4 separate regions of the Homo sapiens genome follow, and regions 2, 3 and 4 are each linked to region 1. The links are chromatin contacts, found by Hi-C or POLR2A ChIA-PET in ENCODE. All regions are on one chromosome and are shown on one strand. Each heading gives the region's core, a stretch centred on a gene start or an enhancer-like site at or near the end of the contact. The rest is flanking DNA. Distances are from core to core; before and after follow the strand shown.

What was found. Hi-C counts contacts between places; a loop is a spot of excess contacts on that map. ChIA-PET counts read pairs that join two places held with the same protein, here RNA polymerase II (POLR2A). Pooled maps may share reads with other maps.
Region 2: a loop to region 1 is called in a pooled map, with 5 times the contacts of the local background. The contact joins the promoter of ATG5 here to the promoter of SCML4 in region 1. A Hi-C loop is called at or near these places in 4 of 50 pooled maps. POLR2A ChIA-PET finds 5 or more read pairs at or near these places in 2 of 52 experiments (T-cell and activated B cell).
Region 3: a loop to region 1 is called in a map of CD4-positive, alpha-beta T cell, with 9 times the contacts of the local background. The contact joins the enhancer-like site here to the promoter of SCML4 in region 1. A Hi-C loop is called at or near these places in 5 of 168 maps with a recorded cell type or tissue (CD4-positive, alpha-beta T cell, CD8-positive, alpha-beta T cell and naive thymus-derived CD4-positive, alpha-beta T cell), 1 of 37 single-sample maps with no recorded cell type and 12 of 50 pooled maps. POLR2A ChIA-PET finds 5 or more read pairs at or near these places in 2 of 52 experiments (CD8-positive, alpha-beta memory T cell and activated naive CD4-positive, alpha-beta T cell).
Region 4: a loop to region 1 is called in a pooled map, with 5 times the contacts of the local background. The contact joins the enhancer-like site here to the promoter of SCML4 in region 1. A Hi-C loop is called at or near these places in 2 of 168 maps with a recorded cell type or tissue (breast epithelium and naive thymus-derived CD4-positive, alpha-beta T cell) and 5 of 50 pooled maps.

The regions. Positions count from the first base shown.
Region 1 is chr6:107,822,592-107,826,397 of GRCh38, forward strand. SCML4 (Scm polycomb group protein like 4) reads right to left here and starts at 1,722. Exons shown (of 8, transcript NM_198081.5): 1 at 1,535-1,722.
Region 2 is chr6:106,323,852-106,327,657 of GRCh38, forward strand. ATG5 (autophagy related 5) reads right to left here and starts at 1,909. Exons shown (of 8, transcript NM_004849.4): 1 at 1,675-1,909. RefSeq lists enhancers at 1-71, 1,719-1,768, 1,789-2,108.
Region 3 is chr6:106,518,986-106,522,791 of GRCh38, forward strand. It overlaps CRYBG1 (crystallin beta-gamma domain containing 1), which reads left to right. Exons shown (of 22, transcript NM_001371242.2): 4 at 146-2,468. Among named protein-coding and RNA genes, the nearest start is that of RTN4IP1, 110 kb to the right of the region's middle. RefSeq lists enhancers at 280-1,479, 702-1,191, 1,932-1,981. Within about 2 kb of position 1,251, at least 24 of the 41 ENCODE cell types and tissues checked have a DNase peak (open chromatin) inside an H3K27ac peak, as active enhancers do; they include CD4-positive, alpha-beta T cell and CD8-positive, alpha-beta T cell, where a contact is called at or near this core.
Region 4 is chr6:108,870,648-108,874,453 of GRCh38, forward strand. All of the region lies in intron 4 of ARMC2 (armadillo repeat containing 2), which reads left to right. Among named protein-coding and RNA genes, the nearest start is that of ARMC2, 24 kb to the left of the region's middle. Within about 2 kb of position 1,749, at least 11 of the 41 ENCODE cell types and tissues checked have a DNase peak (open chromatin) inside an H3K27ac peak, as active enhancers do; they include breast epithelium, where a contact is called at or near this core.

The DNA.
Region 1 (3,806 bases), core at 472-2,971:
TTTTTGTGGGCTTTGCACTTTTGTTATAATTCCACAAATGAAGCAAACTGATGAATTTACCAAAATATTTCAGAGCTCATCTACGTACACAATTTAAAGAGCTAAAGAAAACACATTCATATTTTTTAAAAATTCTGTCAAAAAGCCTGTTTAAAAGTTATAGTTTGTGAAGCCACCAATTTCCCTAAAACTGAAGATTCTACATTAACCTTTTGAGTTTAGACGATCACGCAGTACCGATTTTCTAGGTAATCTTCACCCAGCTGCTGTTGCTCAAACAGCCCCTCATTTTATCAGACTAGTTCTACCAAGCAACACAAAAAATGCTCCACACAAATATTATACCCCCCAGATAGTTTAACACACTAAGAATTCCTTTGTAGTTATTTTTATGCTTTCACTCCAGATATTCTATTTTGCTTTAAAAAAAAAAAAGTGGAGAAAAAAAGCAGCTATATCCCTCATTCTTCAAAAATGGTTCCTCTGGTTGAAAAGAAAGAAAAACAGCATATAACAAATACCCTGATTCTGAAGTGCCTGGATTACTTTCTCAAGTACTGTAGTGTCTGAGATCAGTAAAAAACCACTTTCTCAGAAAGCCACTGATTGTCTAACCCTCATGAGTACCGTCATGGAATCTAGAGACAACACGAGGAGACACCTCTCGTTCACGATCACAGATAGTGGAAAGAACTTTGACTCAAGCACCTCAACTCAGCAAAACAGCTCAGCAGCCTGCACCCTGGCCTCATCCACCGCTCCTGTCCAGCCAGCAATCAACCTGGAGAGGACCCCTCATGCTTTGGGAGGAGCACGTGGAAGCTGGTTCAAGTCACAGTGCTCCACCTGGGAAGGAGGTGATTTTGAGCTTGGGAAAACTGCCGCTAATACTCCATAGTCACCAGTTTTTTTCCCAAAAAACGAATTAAAACCAGAAACTAGCAGTAAATATTATTCTTATTTATGCCTCATAAATTAGGAAAAACCAGCACAAAGACATGTGAAATATTCTACCTGGGATATTTGAAATAAAATTAAATGGGAAAAAAAACACTTTTACATGTTCATAACATACCAATTTTAATAACCAAATTTTAGGTAAATATTTTTATCCCAAGACATAGTACAATTTTTTTAAAATTAAAAAGCAAAACAAAGCAAAATTATCGTGAAGGGAAAAAATAACTAACCGGTTACTTGAGTTCACATTTGGAAAAAAATAACTTTCTAGGTATTTAAATGCAGAGTTAAAGAGTAATGAACATGTATATAGCCCAAATTTATAAACTATATAATTCAATGTTACATTTTCCCCTCTGAGATCTGGTTAATAAATTAAATGCTGTACTTTGCATATGAGGAACTAAAGTTTACCTACTGGACTCAGTGGTTTTAGTGCAGGACACTCTTGTGCGTTGCCATAGAGGTAGGCATGCAACCCAGAAAAAACTGAAACAGGTAACCTGTCATGCTGACAGTTACAAGAGAAAGATCCCGTGTCAACGGCACGCCTCCAATTGTGCATCTCCCTTACCTACAGCTTGTTCACCAGAGCCCTGAGCAGGTTGTTTACCAGGTCGGGAGTGTTGACTCAGAAGACAGATGACTTTCAGCACATGCAAACCGAGTATTGCAAAAGCTATCTTCCACCCGTGTTAGTAGCTCACAGTTAGTCTCCAGCAGCCCTGCGCTCCAGCTGCAAACATCTCATTAGACTAATGCATTCAGCACAGGCAGAAAACTCGATTTACCATAGCTACAGCAATGAATTTCCATTACGATGACAGCTTCAACCACATCATGTCCGGAAAACCAGCCAACCACTGGCTTTTAAAGAACACACACATTTTACATGCAGAAAACGAGGCCTCTGTGTGTGTGTGTGTGTGTGTGTGTGTGTGTGTGTGTGTGTGTGTGTGTGTGTGTTTTGTGTTTCCTTCCTCTTAGCAGCCTAAGAGAAATGTGCAGTGTAGCTTTTTGTCGACATGAGCTGCAAGGTAATGACACTTCTGCTTCTTTGGTAGTTACATCCTTGTAATAACCTGAATTATGTCACAATGGTTAGAATGGGTGTTTCCAACATTTCAGTTTTCATTACCCCTCCTCTGTTGCCATAGAAACCAGACTGTAACATCGTCTCTTTGTCCCAATCCTGCAGCAGTGTGGGCCAACACCAGGCTTATAAGACACTGGTGATCTGACAGAGTGAATGTTTGACTTTGGACAAATAAAACAAAAAGAAATATTACAATAGCATCATTGTTCAGGAGACCCTGTGTGATTCCCAGAGCAGTGTGCCTATCCAGGTGTGTGCACACACCATGGTTGTACATATTAAATCAGCGGCTGCCCACAACATATGTGTACAGTTCATTAAAGCCGGCCCTGACTTTGGCTCCAGGCCTGTATGTGTGTGTGTGTAAGCATCTCTACCCACCTCAACGTGGTGGGACCTGCACAGGATAGAAACAGGGCAAGAGTGACTATTCATTCCCATGCCCCATTGCATTTTCTGCAGCAAATCAATATATATCGGCGAAGGGATCTTTTCTTTTCCTTTCTTTTTGTAAAGTGGAGCAGGGCTCCCCATTGCCCATTTCATCCACTCTGGGATATTGGCATATTCACAGGTATTTCCTACAAGATGAAACATCCATTCTACAAACATGTGGCTTACTCCTAGGGATGAGCAGCAAACAAATTTAGCCGGGACTAAATATCAACCAGGGCTAACGAAGGCTTAGGCCACAACCTGGCCAGTTACTGAGAGTGAAAAAAACTGCAATGGACAACTTGAGGTTTCTCTAAATATATGTGTAGAGTCACATTAGAAGTACATAAGAAATCTCTCCTCTGAAATTTATTATGAAAATATAAAAAATTGTTTTAAGTCAAAGCCTTGTAATTAATTGAGCAAGAAGAAATTCACTACTTTAGTTCATTTAATCATCAAATTTTGTTGTTTTGTATGGGAAAAGGCAGGTTTGGTAGTTTGCATTTTCATTTCATATAAGTTGATTTCACTAAAGAAGGAGGAAGAGGAGAAGAAAAGAAAATAAGATGGATGGGCCAGGTGCAGTGGCTCATGCCTGTAATCCCAGCACTTTGGGAGGCCAAGGCGGGTGGATCACGAGGTCAGGAGATCGAGACCATCCTGTGAATGGTGAAACCCCGTCTCTACTAAAAATACAAAAAATTAGCTGGGCGTGGTGGCGGGCGCCTGTAGTCCCAGCTACTTGGGAGGCTGAGGAGGGAGAATGGCGTGAACCCGGGAGGCGGAGCTCACAGTGAGCCGATACCGTGCCACTGCACTCCAGCCTGGGTGACAGAGCGAGACTCCATCTCAAAAAAAAAAAAAAAAAAAAGAAAATAAGATGGATGGGCTAGGTGTGGTGGCTCATGCCTGTAATCCCAGCATTTTGGGACTCCTGGACTTGAGGTTAGGAGTTCGAGACCAGACTGGCCAACATGGTGAAACCCCATCTCTACTAAAAATACAAAAATTAGCCAGGCTTGGTGGCGCTTGCCTGTAATCCCAGCTACTCGGGAGGCTGAGGCAGGAGAATCGCTTGAACCTGGGAGGGAGAGGTTGCAGTGAGCTGAGATCACGCCATTGCACTCCAGCTTGGGTGACAAGAGTGAAATTCCATCTCAAAAAAAAAGAAAAAAGAAAGAAAAAGAAAAGAAGAAAAGAAAAGAAAAGAAAGAAAAGAAAAAGAAGAAAAGAAAAGGAAAGAAAAGGAAAGAAGATGGATGATTTAAGTTTGGACAGCATCTCTGTCCCAGCGACAGCGGTTATTATACTC
Region 2 (3,806 bases), core at 659-3,158, 1.5 Mb before region 1:
ATGCTCCTAAATGACTTGGCCCCATTTCCACCTAAGTATCCACTACTTCTTTCCCTCTTGTTCATTATTTTCCAGTCAAACTAGCTAGTATGCGCCTGCTTCAGGGCTTCAGTGGCAGCTCCTTCCAAGTGGCACCCTTCTTTATCACCCGTAGGCCTCCAAGTTAATATCATCTTTTCTATGGCCACCACTCCCATCTCTTGGCATTCCCTATACCCCTGCACTGCTTTGGTTTTTTTCTCTAGCACTTTCCGCCACTTGACGTACACAGTTGGCCCTTCCTACCCATGGGTTCTTCGTCCTTGTATTCAACCAATCATGGATGAAAAAATATTCGGGGAAGGAAAAAAAAGTCAGTACTGAACATGTATAGACTCTTTTTTGTCATTATTCCCTAAACAATACACCATAACAACTATTTATACAGCATTTAAGTTGTATTGCGCATTATAAATAATGCAGAGTTGAACTAAAGATAGGAGGATGTGCATAGGTTATCTGCAAACACTACACCATTTTATATCAGGGACTTGAGCATTTGAGGACTTTGGTATCCAAGGGAGGTCCTGGAACCAATCTCCCACAGATGCCGAGGGACAGGAAAGACTGTACCTTAATTTTTGTATCAATGTCTTCTCACCCCATCCCCAAAGTGGAACTTCATGATGGCAGGGATTTTTATTCTTTTGTTTACTATTTTGTTTACTGTTTTGTCCAGTGCCTAACACATAGGAGGTACTCAGTTTGGGGGAAATTAATGAAATAAATACACACTTGAGGTGTGTGCACTATTCTAAAAATCCATATCCATACAGTTCCATTCTGTACACTTTCCCCCAATTTTAAGTAGCATATCTTTGAAGATAAAAGCACAGGCTTAAATCTGGTGTAAAATACCTCTCAATTACTACCCTGAGCACAACATCGTTATTTTCAAATTCAAAATTCAACCAGAAACTCCCTCTATGGAAATCACAAATAGTTCAGTTCAGAGCCAAGTATCCAGTTTCAAGGTCTCAGAAATTTAACAAGCCAATTCTGGAAGGCTTTGGAAGTTCAGCTACTGTCTGGTAAGTCTCCGGGTTCTGATTGCTCAAGACAGGCTGTACCTCCTCACCCCTCAGAAAAATCTAGAACCAATAGTTTCCTAGGTTCCTCAAGTTCAGGATAATTTTAAAATAATCCAAAGTACAAATGAAGTATGTAAAAGTGTCTTGCCAACAGAAAATGTCTTTGGTAGCACTAAATATTGTTATTGAGACAGGGAATATCGTAAATAGATAAATTGCTTGGAGGACATACCCACCGAGTTTGGACAGACTCACACTGCACTGTGCAATAAAGGTTTAAATAACTGTGTTCCACAAACAATTCAGGTCCTGAACTGAACTCTAGAGCCTGCGACTAGACTCTCGCTTTCCTACCTTAGTAAGCAACAGACATGTACCCCAAGAGGGACCCCGCAGGCCACACCCGCCAACCGGCCCCAGGGCTCCGGGCCGGCGTCTCGCCAACTCCACCTTGCCCGGAGGAACCACCTTCACCCGCCATCGCGGCCGGGCGGGCGCTCCTCCAGGCAACTACTCACCCCTCCTTCCTACCACACCTACCTGGCCCCTCCCCAGCCCTCCTCCTCTAGGAATTTCCTCACACAAGGTGGACACACACACGTACCCTACTCCAAGCTATGGCTCCTCCTTCCGGCTCCCCGCACTGGTGGGGACGCCCAGATTCCGCGCTCCGGTGGGGCGGCGGGGCAAGCTGCCCGCCTGACACACTGTCCTGCGGGGACGCGGTAGCAGGACTCCAGGAAGCCCGCGCAGCCGCAAAAAGCACCGGCGCGGAGGTCGGAGCTGAACCCTGCTGCACTTCCGCCCTCTGGTATCCAGCGAATACAACCGGCAACGCTGCGGAGCCCTGGCAGCGCACCACAAGTCCAGTCACCCTCGGCGCCCGGAGATGACGTCACGAGACCCCACGTGGTCCGAACTCCGCCCTCCGTGTTCTGCCTAACCCAGCAAGGAGGCCCGAGTCGCTCTTGAGCATGCGCCAACGGGGCAGTACGCTTGAACTCGCGACCAAACCTCTCCAAGTTCATAGCTTCTACCCTCTTCTGAGAATCTTGCGTCAAAGCGTAGTTATTGGGGCTTGGGGAGGTTAACTTAACAGTTCCACAAAAACAGTTTTTAAAATACTGAAACACTGCCTCCCTAGAGCTTGATCGCAACATCCCTTTCTTCCTGGCATCACACAACAGTATTAATAAAACATTAGTTTTCAAAGTACTTTCCCATCCATTTTCTTATTTGATCTTCTTCTCTACTTTGTTGGAACCACCGCAGGCATTAATAACCTAATTTAACAGAAGACTATATGAGCACTGAACCCTCCCACCCATCCAAGAGTACATATCTTTATCTTACTCTTTGTAAAAATAATTGGGGCCGGGCGCGGTGGCTCACGCCTGTAATCCCAGCACCTTGGGAGGCCGAGGCGGGCGGATCACGAGGTCAGGAGATCGAGACCATCATGGCTAACACGGTGAAACCCCGTCTCTACTAAAAATACAAAAAAAATTAGCCGGGCGCGGTGGCGGGCTTCTGTAGTCCCAGCTACTGGAGAGTCTGAGGCAGGAGAATGGCGTGAACCCGGGAGGTGGAGCTTGCAGTGAGCCAAGATAGGGCCACCGCAGTCCCGCCTGGGCGAAAGAGCGAGACTCCGTCTCAAAAAAAAAATAGTAATAATTGGTAAACTTACTAATAAAGAATCTTTGAATTGGCTCTATCCAGAAGTCTTAGCAGGCATTTAAGGTTTTTCTCTTAATTACACGTGCCTTAACGCCATGCATGTTAAGTAAGTACTGTGCTGAGACTCAAAACAGGTTCTTGATAATTGGGAACATAAGGAAAATTCTAGTAGTAGCCACAGGATTCTTTTAAAAAGAAAAATCTTCTTGGAGTTGGACTAAGTACAATGATTTTCAAATGGTAAATTACAGTACATTAGTGGGTATCTAAATCAAGTTAGGGAAGCATGCCCAGCATCTTTTTAAATGAAATAAAATAGAAAATATCAGCATGCTTCACACATGTAAAGGGTAAATATTGTGTCCCAAAATTTTTACTTCAGTATGTATGTGGTGTACACTGGATAGGAATGTGAAATACATTTCTTAGTAAGGGTAGCAGTCAGAAAAGTTTGAAAGCCACAGTTATGGTCCTCTTCACCTACTCAATGCAGAAATCCTCACTACAGTGTCCCCAGTAAACAGCTATTAGCCTCTGTAAGAAAGCTTGTGGGATTAAGGTGCATTGCCTTCCCAGTGTCAGACAAAAGTATATAAAATTTCCTTTAAAATGTATCTAAAAAATAAGATGGATTTAGGGGCGCATAGATGGATAAATATGTGATTAACCAAATATAGTAAAATATAATGGTAGAATATAATGGTAAAATATAATGGTAGAATCTAGATGGTAGAATCTAGGTTCATTGTAAATGGGTATTCACTGTAAAATTTGTTCAGCTTTGCTGTGTGTTCAAAATTATTTCCTAACAAAATGTTGGGACCAGGCACAGTGGCTCATGCCTGTAATCCCAGCACTTTGGGAGGCCCAGGTAAGAGGATAGCTTGAGCCCAGGAGTTCAAGACCAGCCTGCACAACATGGCAAGACCACATCTCTACAAAAAACACAAAAATTAGGAGGGCATGGTGGCATGCGCCTACAGTCCCAGCTACTCCAGTGGTTGAGGAAGGAGGATTACATGAGCCCAGGAGGTCAAGGTTGCAGTGAGCTATGATTGT
Region 3 (3,806 bases), core at 1-2,500, 1.3 Mb before region 1:
CACACATACACACACACACACACCACACTCCAAATGTTATATATCAGGGAGATGTTGGCTTTTCATAGTTTTATAATTAATTGGTTTGTGTGTTCACTTTTTAAAACTAGGTCAATAACTTTATCTTCCTGCTTTTTCCTCACAGCCCTGCCAAGCCCAAACATGTGGAACTAAATCTTAAAACCCCTAAGAATCTTGACAGTTTGGGAAATGAGCACAATCCATTTAGCCAGCCAGTTCACAAAGGCAACACTGCCACCAAAATCTCCTTATTTGAAAACAAACGGACAAACAGTAGCCCAAGACACACTGACATTCGAGGCCAAAGGAATACTCCTGCCTCTAGTAAAACGTTTGTTGGGAGGGCAAAGCTGAATTTAGCCAAAAAAGCCAAAGAAATGGAGCAACCTGAAAAGAAAGTAATGCCAAACAGTCCCCAGAATGGTGTGCTGGTTAAGGAAACTGCTATAGAAACCAAAGTTACCGTCTCGGAAGAAGAGATTCTGCCAGCAACCAGAGGAATGAATGGAGACTCTTCTGAGAATCAAGCTCTTGGTCCTCAGCCTAACCAAGATGATAAAGCAGATGTACAAACAGATGCTGGCTGCCTTTCAGAACCAGTGGCTTCTGCTCTGATTCCTGTCAAGGATCATAAGCTCTTAGAGAAGGAGGACTCAGAGGCTGCAGACAGCAAAAGCCTTGTACTTGAAAATGTAACCGATACAGCACAAGACATCCCCACCACTGTGGATACCAAAGATTTACCTCCAACGGCCATGCCAAAGCCACAGCATACATTTTCTGACTCACAGTCCCCTGCTGAGTCATCTCCTGGGCCTTCTCTTTCACTGTCTGCACCCGCTCCTGGGGATGTTCCCAAAGACACATGTGTTCAATCACCCATAAGCAGTTTCCCATGCACTGATCTAAAAGTGTCAGAAAACCATAAAGGATGTGTTTTGCCTGTGTCTCGTCAGAACAATGAGAAAATGCCACTTTTAGAACTTGGAGGAGAAACAACCCCTCCTTTGTCCACAGAGCGTAGTCCAGAAGCTGTGGGAAGTGAGTGTCCATCCAGAGTCCTCGTCCAGGTCAGGTCCTTCGTGCTCCCCGTGGAGAGCACCCAGGATGTGAGCTCCCAGGTCATCCCAGAGAGCTCTGAAGTTAGAGAAGTGCAGTTGCCAACTTGTCACAGTAATGAACCTGAAGTGGTTTCCGTTGCAAGTTGTGCTCCCCCACAAGAGGAAGTACTGGGCAATGAACACTCTCATTGCACAGCAGAGCTCGCGGCAAAATCTGGCCCACAAGTCATACCGCCAGCATCAGAGAAAACTCTGCCTATTCAGGCTCAAAGTCAGGGCAGCAGAACACCCCTGATGGCTGAATCCAGTCCCACCAACTCTCCCAGCAGCGGAAATCACTTAGCCACTCCTCAAAGGCCAGATCAGACTGTTACAAATGGCCAGGATAGCCCTGCCAGCCTTTTGAACATTTCTGCTGGTAGTGATGATAGTGTATTTGATTCTTCTTCTGATATGGAAAAATTCACTGAAATTATAAAACAGATGGATAGCGCAGTTTGTATGCCCATGAAAAGAAAGAAGGCCAGGATGCCAAACTCTCCTGCTCCTCACTTTGCCATGCCTCCTATTCACGAAGACCATTTAGAAAAGGTGTTTGATCCCAAAGTGTTTACCTTTGGTTTGGGGAAGAAGAAGGAAAGTCAGCCAGAAATGTCACCGGCTTTACATTTGATGCAGAACCTTGACACAAAATCCAAACTGAGACCCAAACGTGCATCTGCTGAACAGAGCGTCCTCTTCAAGTCCCTGCACACCAACACTAATGGGAACAGTGAGCCTCTGGTGATGCCGGAAATCAATGACAAAGAGAACAGGGACGTCACAAATGGTGGCATTAAGAGATCGAGACTAGAAAAAAGTGCACTTTTCTCAAGCTTGTTATCTTCTTTACCACAAGACAAAATCTTTTCTCCTTCTGTGACATCAGTCAACACTATGACCACGGCTTTCAGTACTTCTCAGAACGGTTCCCTATCTCAGTCTTCAGTGTCACAGCCCACGACTGAGGGTGCCCCGCCCTGTGGTTTGAACAAAGAACAGTCAAATCTTCTGCCCGACAACTCCTTAAAGGTCTTCAATTTCAACTCGTCAAGTACATCACACTCCAGTTTGAAAAGTCCAAGCCACATGGAAAAATACCCGCAAAAAGAGAAAACCAAAGAAGATCTGGATTCACGAAGCAACCTACACTTGCCAGAAACTAAATTTTCTGAATTGTCAAAACTGAAGAATGATGATATGGAAAAGGCTAATCATATTGAAAGTGTTATTAAATCAAACTTGCCAAACTGTGCAAACAGTGACACCGACTTCATGGGTCTTTTCAAATCAAGCCGGTATGACCCAAGCATTTCTTTTTCTGGAATGTCATTATCAGACACAATGGTAAGTAGCAATGTGTTATTATTTATTTGGGGTATTTTTAAAGCAAGGGAAGAGAAGGATGATGAGCAACTCATGTTATTCTTTTAGAAATGGTTAAGCTTATGTGCTATAGTTTTTATTCATTCATCACATATTTGAAAACCTGCAATGTACAAGGGACCGTTAGAGTGCAAGAAAAAAATGTACTAAGAGTCTTCACTGAAGGCATCTGTAGTCTTGCAGGGAGATAAAGCTACAAATGCTCTAAGGCACATGATCTTTTTTTTTTTTTTTTTTTTTTTTTGAGACAGAGTCTCGCTCTGTCGCCCAGGCTGGAGTGCAGTGGTGCAATCTCAGCTCACTGCAACCTCCACCTCCTGGGTTCAAGCGATTCTTCTGCCTCGGCTTCCCTAGTAGCAGGGAATGCAGGCGCGTGCCACCACGCCTGGCTAATTTTTGTATTTTTAGTAAAGACTGAAAATACAAATACGGGGGTTTTACCATATTGGCTGGGCTGGTCTCGAACTCCTGACCTCGTGATCCATCTGCCTCGGCCTCCCAGAGTGTTGCGATTACAGGTGTGAGCCATCCTGACTGGCTGGCAATAAATCTTTTAAGGCACATGTGAATTTATATGTTGTATTATGAAAGGTATAGGTAAGCTTTTAGAGTTCAGAGACAGATGAGTTGCTTTTTCTTACCTATTCTATGTAAAAATGCTCAGTGCTATACTTAGAATTTTGAAGATTTGTGAAGGAGCTTCCTCTATTTGGGAAGTCCCCAGCCAGGGAAACTTTTTCTTAATCCTTCTCTCTGTGAGATTCACTCTTTGTTCCCATAAGTAGCAATAGGTGTTTATCCTATGCAATTGAGACAGTATTTTGTCTTTATTGGGAATTAGTTTTCATTAGGGAAATATTTTTTTTACCCTGCAAAGCTGTGGGGAATAAAGAATTTTGGTTTTCATTGGATCTTTTCTTAAATATTAGAGAGAAGACAGCAAAACATGATTTTGGGGAATAATTTTGATTTCTGCATCTTCTTTTATCTCACTTCAGAAGATGTTTACTTTACTCGGTTTTTGATGTGAATTGCGCCTTTTTGTTACCAAGCTTATTTAAGGTGAGAAAGGACTATGAGAGAGGAAGGTGGAATATATGTTTAGTGATCAGCTCTGCCAGGCTAGAAACCTGAGTAGGGTTTGTATTCTGGTGGTCCATCCTGTGAACCCGGCTGTCTGGCAAGTGTGGACCTCAATCCAACACAGTTTATCTAGGCAGAAAATACCTTGCACCTTTCCTCGTCTGTACAGGGTACTGCAGCATGGTTCAATGTATTGTATTGGCTTTTACTACAATC
Region 4 (3,806 bases), core at 499-2,998, 1.0 Mb after region 1:
AGAAGAGAAAAGACAAGACAATGAGGATGTGCAGGGTGTGTACCTCATGCTGTGATGCCATGACCAAGTAGATCATCAGGCAACTTGCTTTACCTTGATGTCCCGATTTGTTTCCTTTCTTACACTGCCAGTCGATCTGATATTTATCAAACTCCTACTAAGTGCCAGGCACCATTCTAGGCCAACAAAGTTCTGTCCTCAGAGAGCTTACAATCTAGTGAGAGGAGATAGACAATGACAGGAGAACAAATAAGTAAGAGAATTTGAGTGCTGATGAATGCTCTGAAGAAGATAAACAAGATAATGGACTCGAGAGTGACTGTGGTGGGGTAATTTGCTTTAGCTCAGGTGGCTCTGAAAGGTATCTTTGAGGAGCTGGCAGCTGAATAGGAAGGTGCCTCATGAGAAGGAGGCAGCCATGTAAAAATCCATGGACCAAGTGTCCACATGGAAGGAAAAGCGAGTGCAATGACCGGGCACGAGAGCAAGTGCTGGTGGTGGAGGACCTGGAGGTCCAGTGGCTGGAAAGTGGCTGATCAAGGGAAGTTGGAGAGAGCTGAGGCCACAGAACTGCCCAGGGCCTCAGAATATGGAAAACACACCCAGCTGTGTTTTACTTGTAGTGAAAAGATAGGGTTTACCAAAGGGAGAGACAATGTGATGTAGGTTTTTTCACCAACAGCAGTTCTCAGCTGTAGCTGCCCATGAGAATCACCTGAGGAGCTTTTCAAACGCTCCCCCCGCAACCCGAGTCCCGTGTCAGCTCAGGTAAATCAGAAAGGGTTGGTAATTGCAGGAACAAAGGGTTTGCCAAGATGAGAGGGGCTGGGACCTGGAGGTGAAGGGCACTTCTTATGAACAGGATGGCAGGATTGGTGCAAGGACTCATACCTTGTTTTTTATTCTGTGTTCTTGCTTGTGAGGTTGAATACTGTGTGTTTCATGTATTTTTAACTTTTGGGAGTGCATGCTAGAAAACCCTGCTGCTTGCTGAGGTACACACTGATGTGAAAGTGACCACAGAGATGAATGCTTTGCCCACCATCCCCCTCCTCAGTGCTTCCCCAGTGGCTTAGCTCCTTCCCCGCTGGGGTACCTGCCTGTTGTCTGCATGCTCTGGGAGGTGCCCTCTGCAGCTGTGATTTCCCAGCACTGAGGCCAGCTTCACACCTCCAAGGTGCACTGAAGCATGTTTTCATCGTGGTTCTTTTATCCACCCTGTTTGCAGTCACCCCTCTTCACCATTCAGGTCATCCCTGAGGTCTGGGCCAGCATTCAGGAAATACTGGCAACAAAAAGTCATTGTTATTTTAAAAGCACATGTCATCCAATTATAAAGTTATAAAAAATATTTGAGCTCTCCAGCCTTGGAATCATTGTCATTTGTATAAGAGCTCCCTGGGTTTCATTTCAGATCTTCTCTATTGTTTAGAAGAGGTAGGCTTTGTGGAGTAACTGAGGCTGCAGAAATGGAGGGCATCCCTTTGTTTGCTGTGAAGTCATTTGTGGCTGATGCTACCCCACAGGCAGGGCCGGGGTGTGGTGGCAGGTTTGGAATTCCTGCTTCAAGACAGTGAAAGAGGAAGAGATTTGTGTAGTCATCTCCAAAAGGCCAGCAGTATAACTGCTTTGCGTTCACACAGGGTTTTTGGCTGGAGGTGGCACTGCTGTGAATGCTTCCCCAGTTATTCAAGCCAGACAAGAGGCCTGAGAGCAGTACCACCTCCTCAGCCATCCCTGTCACACTCTCCGTCACCAAGCCCTACACGTGCTTCCTGACTAGCTCTCGAGTCTGCATTCTCCCTCACCACCGCCATGCTGCCTCCATCCCTCTTGCCTCATCCTGTTTTGCTGCTCTTAAACCACCGTCTGCTCACTGGGGTGCTGTGATGGTCTGCAGGTGGGTGGATGCGAGGCCCTCAGCCAGAGGAACAGCCAGTGGAGCCTGAGGATGCTGAGCTCCCAACACGACATGGCTGTGAGCAGCAGCCTTATCCCTTTATCCCAGGGGACCATGAAAAATGATCATTTTCTGTGTGTTCCATAAAGCACAAGAGGTCGGGAAGCAAATAAAGATCAGATTGCACCACCCTCTTGCTGAAAACCCTTCAGAGGCCCTGTTGTGCCTACAGAAGTGTTTGCCAAACTGAGTTCCAGGGAACTCCAGGGAACACTTTTGGCAAAATGTTAATAGCTTCTCTTTGGAAAAAGGGTTCAGTGCTCAAATAGGTCAGGGAAACACTGCCTACCCCTCATCTTCTTGGAGAGTCTCTGCACATGAGCGTATTAAAGTGTTGGTGGAGAAATCTGTTTAATTTTAATTCAACACAGCATTTCACAAACCTGCTGGACTGTGGGATCTGTCTTTTGGGAACACAATTTGGGAAACACTAGCCTACTGTAGAAGTTGGCAAACTTTTTCTGTAAAGGGCCAGATAGTCAATATTTTAGACCTGGTCCTTATGGTCTCTGCTCAGCCTCCTCCGTTTTGTATTGTAGCATGGAAGCAGCCATCCACCAATTTATGGCCACTGAAACTTGAATTTCATGTAATTTTCACTTGTCACAAAATATTGTTCTTTCTTTGATTTTTTTTCTAACCATTTAAAAATACAAAAACCGTTCTTAGTTTGCAGGCTATACGAAAATGAGATAGGGCAGATTTGGTGGGGTTTGTAGTTTGCTGAGCTCTGGTGGGGGTGGCGGGGGATGACATCCCAGCACCTCCAAGTGCACAGCTGTGTTGTGATCCAGCCCCAGCGTAACATTCCAGGCCCTGCTCACGCCTGTCCTGGGCCTGCCCCCTCACGGTGGGTGCACCGGCAGGGTGGAACCCCTTGTTGTTCACCACACCCACCCTGCTGTTTCAAGCCTCAGGGAGAACCTATGTAATTTGCTGGGCCCAATGCTGAATGGAAATGTGGGGCCCTTTGTTCAAAAATTATTAAGAGTTTCAAGATAGCCACAGCAGAGCCTTAAAACAAGTATAGGCCCTTCTAAAACTGGGGCCCTGCCTGACTGTACTGGCAATACACACTTGAAGCTGGCTTTCACTCCAGACTTTTGTTCTCTTTTCTTCAAGCTGTTTACGTCTTATTAACCATTCAAAATGCTTCTCAGCCCCCACCTCCTCTGTGAAGCTTTCTCTGACCAACTCCCAACCCCTCAAGCTTTCTCCACTCTCTCTGCCCCCTCCTTACCTGGCTGGGGTCACACTGGGCTTCATTTATCTCTTTACACATCTGCCCCCTTTGTCTCCCCTGCTAGATAGAGCAACGTCATTAAGAAAAGTGTTTTTCTCTGTTTGTTGCCCAAGAGCCTATTACAGGGTGTGGTATATAACAGGTATCAAATAAATATTTGTGAACCTGAACTGGTCCTGTGTGGTAAGGCTGCTGGGAGCTGTCTCCTTTTGAAGTTTACCCACGATCCATTACAAAATTCATATAATGTGCTGCAACTGTCTACCGAGAAGATACAGACCATAGTTACACATGCTCAGTTTCATCGAGGACATTCATCAGGAATGAGAGTGAGCCCCCCAGGGCAGCTCTTCGTTGTAGTAATACCTGACAAGCTTACTCCAGTAGATTTGAAGATAGACAGGTATAGCTCCTTGACCTATAGGTATGGTTGGGTTTCCCTTCTAGAAGCTCCATGATGGCTGGGACTTGTTCACCATGGCTTCACCCGTGCAGTAAACAGCACCTGGCACATAGTCGTGGGTGCTTAATAAATATTCAGGGAGTGAATGAATGAGAGAAACGAATGCTAAAAGATAACGGTAGGCTAAAAATACTTTGTAA